Regions from separate parts of the Homo sapiens genome. Here region 2 is linked to region 1. Evidence: read pairs that join two places in POLR2A ChIA-PET (ENCODE). Cell type or tissue: Panc1. All regions are shown on one strand. Links, peaks and the distances in the headings refer to the core of each region. The heading gives the core; the rest is flanking DNA. Region 1 overlaps GLIS3 (GLIS family zinc finger 3). Region 2 overlaps GLIS3 (GLIS family zinc finger 3).

Region 1 (2,921 bases), core at 324-2,823:
TCATGGTCTAGACGGCAGATGGTGTATGCACAAGTGGGGTGCATGATCAGGGCCACCCCAGATTTTGCAAACCCTTCTCATTTTTTTCCTTTCTTGTTTCTGCTCAGGAATAAATTAAAAATCAGTCATACTATTAATAGAATATTAGTAATAGGCACATATCACAGACATATCATCTCAAGATGAACTAGTCCACCTCTTCCTCTCACATTTTAGAAACTATATTAGAATGCACGTGACGGAGAGTGATGCTGTTACGGGGATGACATTGAAACGGCACTGATTTTTTAAAAGCGAGTCACAAACTTCTGTACTTTAATCATTGTTGATGATGCATTACTTACCTCACACCTCAAAATGATGGTGAGACATACCTGAATATCCTGATGCTCTCATTTGAAAAGTAACTTACTTCAATAAAGGCTCTGGGAGATGCTTTTGTAACACCAGTGTTTTTGGTTAGAAATTTTTATGCTAATTAATAATTAAACTCAAATGAAAAAATAAGCCATCTTAAATTTAACCCTGTGCCAATAGCAGTGATTTGGATTTGAAACCAGTTGCTTGGAGGCTTCCCTTTTAGGTAGACCCAATATGCTGCCAGCTATGCTTTCCAGAGCATTTTGATGCTACATAGTGATGGGAGCCATTTAAAAAGAGGTAAGAATCCATAATTTGCAGGATTTAGGAGAGGTTGTCAATGAAAGTGACCACTTAGTAAGAATAAGCTTCTCTTCCTTTCTTGAGTGATCAGAAAAGCTGTCTTTGGCCTTTCCGTAAATACAGAAAAATATCGAAAGATATCTACCACCATCTCTGGGGTAATGGTCCAGGATCTTATTTCGTGCTTAAAGCTGTTGCCCGAGGTGTGCGCTTTAGAATACGTTCCACAGAATGTTATTAGATATTTCTTTTAAAAAGTTTTTTTGGTCATATAAATTTAGGACACACTAAGTTAAGTACTACCCAAGGGTTTCTTTCTTGCAATAGTTCTCAGAGCCTTGGATATACCAGTATTCCAGAAGGAAGGTAACATTAGGCGTTGCTCAAAATTATTTGGCCAACTAAACCATCTTTGTTTTTCTCCAGAGATCTCAACAAACTACTCTTCTACTACATTGTTTGCAAAGTACAGTCTCAAGGAATATCATTTATTCTACTCAACAGATATTTATTGAGTACTTACTGCGTGTCAGGCACTAGGTTAGATCCAGAGATACAAATGTGTATAAGACAGACAAGTTCTGTGCCCTCATAGATTTACATTATCTTCATGAAAGTCCAACAACAGTAAAAAAAATAAACAGAAAATCAGCCACATAAATACAGATAAGGAAACAATAAGGGAACTGATACGGATGTTAACAGAGGGTGGCCTATTGAAGTGAGATGGGCAGGAAAGGCCTCTCTGAGGAGCTGATCATATTTGTAGTGGGAACACATTCAAATGACTAATTTAGAAATGAGGCCAGGCCCAATGGCTCACGCCTGTAATCCCAGCACTTTGGGAGGCCGAGGTGGGTGGATCACTTGAGGCCAGGAGCTCAAGACCAGCCTGGCCAACATGACGAATCCCCATTTCTACTAAAAATACAAAAAAATTAGCCAGGCATGGTGGCGTGCGCCTGTAATCCCAGCTACTTGGGAGGCTGAGGCAGGATAAATCCTTGAACGCGGGAGGCAGAGGTTGTGGTGAGCTGAACTGTAATCATGCCACTGCACTCCAGCCTGGGTGACAGAGTGAGAAGACAAAAGAAAGAAAGAAAAGAAGGAAGGAAGGAAGGAGAGAGAAAGAAAAGGAGGAAAGGAAGAAAGAAATGAAAAAATATAGATTGGCTGCAAATTTTTAAAAAGCATTGCAGGCCGCGTGCGGTGGCTCACGCCTGTAATCCCAGCACTTTGGGAGACCGAGACAGGCGGATCATGAGGTCAGGAGATCGAGACCATCCTGGCTAATATGGTGAAACCCCCGTCTCTACTAAAATACAAAAAATTAGCCAGGCGTGGTGGCTGGCGCCTTTAGTCCCAGCTACTCTGGAGGCTGAGGCAGGAGAATGGCATGACCCCAGGAGGTGGAGCTTGCAGTGAGCAGAGATTGCACCACTGCACTCTAGTGTGGGTGACAGAGCAAGACTCCGTCAAAGAAAAAAAAAAAAACAAAAGAAAAAGCATTGCTTTAGTCGCAATACTGTACCTTCCTGTATGAGCTTTTAAAAAAAGAACCTGATACTACTAAACTATAGCAATAGATGTTAGGATCATCTTAATTTGTTTTAATTGCACCTTTCTGCAGCCTGTCCTCCTTAACGGAGATGGCACTCAATTGAGGGACTGCATGCTAGACAGTGAAAAGCATAGCTTAGTGCTCCCATCTAAGAAAATGACCCAGATGGTTAGCATTTGTGATTCTCTGAGTACACTCTGCCCTCACTTAATGGCCTCAGTAGGTTCTTGGAAACTGCAACTCTAAGCAACATGATGTATAACAGAACCAATTTTACCAAAGGCTAATTGATAAAACGAGAATTAAGTTCCGAGGGCATATTTCTGGTCACAAAAACATCATCAAACTTCTAAATAAAGATCTCAAACACTTTTAACATTAAACATTGAAGTGAATGTGAGCTTATGTACTTTTAAGAAAGATAATTAAAAGCAAATACAAAAATTATTTTCCCAATTGTTTAAGTTCAAGGTTGAGGGTGGCTGGATCCTACCCCAACAGTTCAAGGCCTGGAGAGGATTCCGTCTCATCACAGTGATCGCGCGCACACACACACACACGCGCGCACACGCACACACACTGACCATGTAGACACACCCATTCACCTAATGGTAACATCTTTGGTACATGAGAGGAAACTAGAGTACCTGGAGAAAACCCATACAGACATGGGGAGAACACTTCACACAGACACCAG
Region 2 (2,921 bases), core at 120-2,619, 220 kb before region 1:
TAATCGATATTTATTAAGTTAGTAAGGTGTCCCCCCTTCCTTCAACATTAAAGACACAAATCCATAAAGTTCTGGTGCATAAAGACTTTGTTTCATGAAAGTGCACTTTCCTCCCAGCTTTGGGTAGCTTCTTGCACTAAATGAATATGTTAAGAACTGAATTTGACAAAATCAGGTCAATAATTAAAAAGTATCTTTAGAACAAAGTACCTATCTCATGTAAGACATGTAGATAATATATAGGTTTTATAGGTTAAAATTGCCAAATTAGTTATGAATGTTGTGCTTTGTCTCAATTGTCCATGCCTTTTCAGATTTGTACTTTTTTGTCATGTTAGTTTCTTGGAAATGACCTTTTTAGGAATTTCTATATTTTGTAGTTTATCATACAGGCTTAAATGAAGTATATTGTTTAAATTCTACTGAGCGGGTATGCACTTCCCAGAGAAGATTACTCTCTCTGGGAGTCAGAACTGGCTGATACTAAAGGAGAGAGAGGGAGAGAAAGGGAGAAAGTGAGGGAGGGAGGGGGAACAAAGGGAGGAGGGAAGCTGGCAGGAAGAGAAGGGGAGGAAGGGAGAGGAAAGAGAGGGAAGTTTGAGATGTTAGGTCCCTCTGACAGAGGGCACTGATGTGACTTGGAGACTGCTCTCAGAGTCGGGCTGTAAAAGTCGGTGTTCATGCCTCTTAGGCATTATGGGCTTTTTGAATGTTATTAGATTCATTTTAGCCTCATTCTTAAGAACTGTGTGTTGCGATATCCTGTGGGCTTTGGTCATTTTTGGTTTTAGATCATGTTGTTCCAATCAATTGGTTGTACTATATGTATCACAGCAGTTGTGTGCAAAAGGTACTAGCCTTGGCAACCTAAAGATATGTTTGCTTATAGAAAATAACACACACAATTGAACCACCTTTGGGTGTAGTTTTTCATTTACCAGCGTGTTCTCCAGAGGTACCCTGTATTGATGTATTTTCCCAGTAGTGGGACGTTGTAGTATTGGCTTAAAAACCTTACCTAACAAGGAGTAAGTAGGCTGATCCTGGATCAGTTTATTTTCTCTGCCATCCCAAAGACTTGCCCACTGACCTCATCCATAGTGTGGTGTTTGGTCTATGAGCAGTTGATTCACCAGTTTTCAGAGCCCAAGTCTAAAATCACAGATCCTGTGGGGGATCTGGGAGCATCTGCCTTACCTTTATGAAGGTTATGGTCAGTTAAGCCTTGCTTTCAATGGGCTCACTTCGCTATGGGAAGAAAATTCTGCAGTTGTTAAAAACAAAAGGACACTGCCTTTTCCAAGGGAGCTGACAGCTATTGGTTTTTCCGGAGAGGATTACTGGTGAAGACAGTTATGAAGAACAAGTAACTCTTGTAAATAAACAGCATGTTCTTGCTTAAATATTTCCCAGAACAGTTCTAAAGAAATATAATACAGGTAAGTTTTGTTATGTTCTCATTGTGAGTTATGTTTACGAGAAGCAAAAAATAGGATTAGAATCATGGAGGAGGAAAAAAAGCCTTTTCATACCAGTGGCTTATGTTTTATTGAATTCTAACCATTTATAAAATTATCTGGTTTCTTGCCCCTACTCATGGTTGATTTTGTTTCTCTTTTTCCATCTAGAGACCTTTGAGTTATTTTTATTCATAAGTGAAAAATGTATTACAGCTTTATTTCCTTTTATTAATAGTTCCTTCTTGCCCTTAACCACATCTCTGACTTTTTGGCATGTAGAGTCCAATGAGCTCATGCTTAATCATGTATAAACAACCATCTAATTATATGGTTTTGAATTTTCATTTGACCGACTAAACAAAAATGACACAGAAACGAGAAACCTGACAACTTTCCTGTCTTCAGATACCTGGCCTTTTTTTCCCTCGCCCTCTCTTCATGCATTTAGTAAAATGCATGTTATAACCTATCAAAAAATATCACTTTGTATTTGCCAAGTTTCTGAGGTAAAATTGTTCTTTTCAAGGCTACGTGTCAAAAAACAAGTCGGTTGAGCTGAATTATCCGCCTTCTTTTCAGATCTCTTTCGGACTCTATTCTTTCCTCCTTTGGACGGAGGTGTTAGTAGCATTCCTTGCGCTGTGGTGTCAGATGACAGGACAGCATTTATGGAGCAAGGTTTCTCGATCTTTGTTCCCTTGCCTTCTCCCCTGAGGTCCAATAACAGCTCTCCCACTTGCCCTGTCGTCCCACCCTCCCCCAAACCATGCTGACACATTTTTGAAAGAAGATAATGGGAAAATCTTTCCATACTAAGGTGCTCACTATGTTTAAACAGGAAGGGAGACGTCGTCTATTCTCTTTTCTTTCTCACTGGCTTGATCCTAGAATTCTGAAGATGGTGGAAAATCTCTTTCAAACATTTAGATGGTTTCGCCATAGATAGTTCAGTGTGCTTGATAGAAAAAGACAAAAGATGCTACAGAAAGACAAATACTGGCTGATCTCACTTAGGTGTGGAATCCAAAATGCTGGAACTCATAGCAGCAGAGGGTAGAATAGTGGTTGTCAGGGGTTGGGAGGTGGGGAAAATGGGAGATATTGGTCAAAGAGTACGAAGTTTCAGTGTATGCAAGACGAATAAGTTCTGGAGATTGCTCATGCACAATGTGGTGACCATAGTTGACAATACTGTATTGTTTACCTGAAATTTATTAAGAGAGTAGTTTTTTTTTGTTTTTATTTTTTTTTTTGAGACAGTCTTGCTCTGTCGCCCAGGCTGGAGTGCAGTGGTGCAATCTCGGCTCACTGCAACCCCCACCTCCTGGGTTCAAGCAATTCTCCTGCCTCAGCCTCCTGAGTAGCTGGGATTACAGGCACCCACCACCATGCCCGGCTAATTTTTGTATTTTTAGTAGAGACAGGGTTTCATCATGTTGGACAGGCTGGTCTCGAACTCCT

Evidence for each region. Peaks named below come from ENCODE experiments on the same cell type or tissue, not always from the same donor. Only the 100,000 strongest peaks of a DNase experiment are listed, where the experiment ranks them.
Region 2: POLR2A ChIA-PET joins it to region 1 with 5 read pairs; 2 of 35 experiments call an interaction of 5 or more read pairs at or near these places.

The regions. Positions count from the first base shown.
Region 1 is chr9:3,925,470-3,928,390 of GRCh38, reverse strand. The region is part of intron 6 of GLIS3 (GLIS family zinc finger 3); the gene reads left to right. Among named protein-coding and RNA genes, the nearest start is that of GLIS3-AS1, 28 kb to the right of the region's middle. RefSeq lists an enhancer at 1-1,096. In Panc1, for the core only: no CTCF peak of the experiment used is centred there; no DNase peak of the experiment used is centred there.
Region 2 is chr9:4,143,357-4,146,277 of GRCh38, reverse strand. The region is part of intron 2 of GLIS3 (GLIS family zinc finger 3); the gene reads left to right. Among named protein-coding and RNA genes, the nearest start is that of GLIS3-AS2, 150 kb to the left of the region's middle. In Panc1, for the core only: no CTCF peak of the experiment used is centred there; no DNase peak of the experiment used is centred there; H3K4me3 peaks cover 2,090 bases; H3K27ac peaks cover 2,284 bases.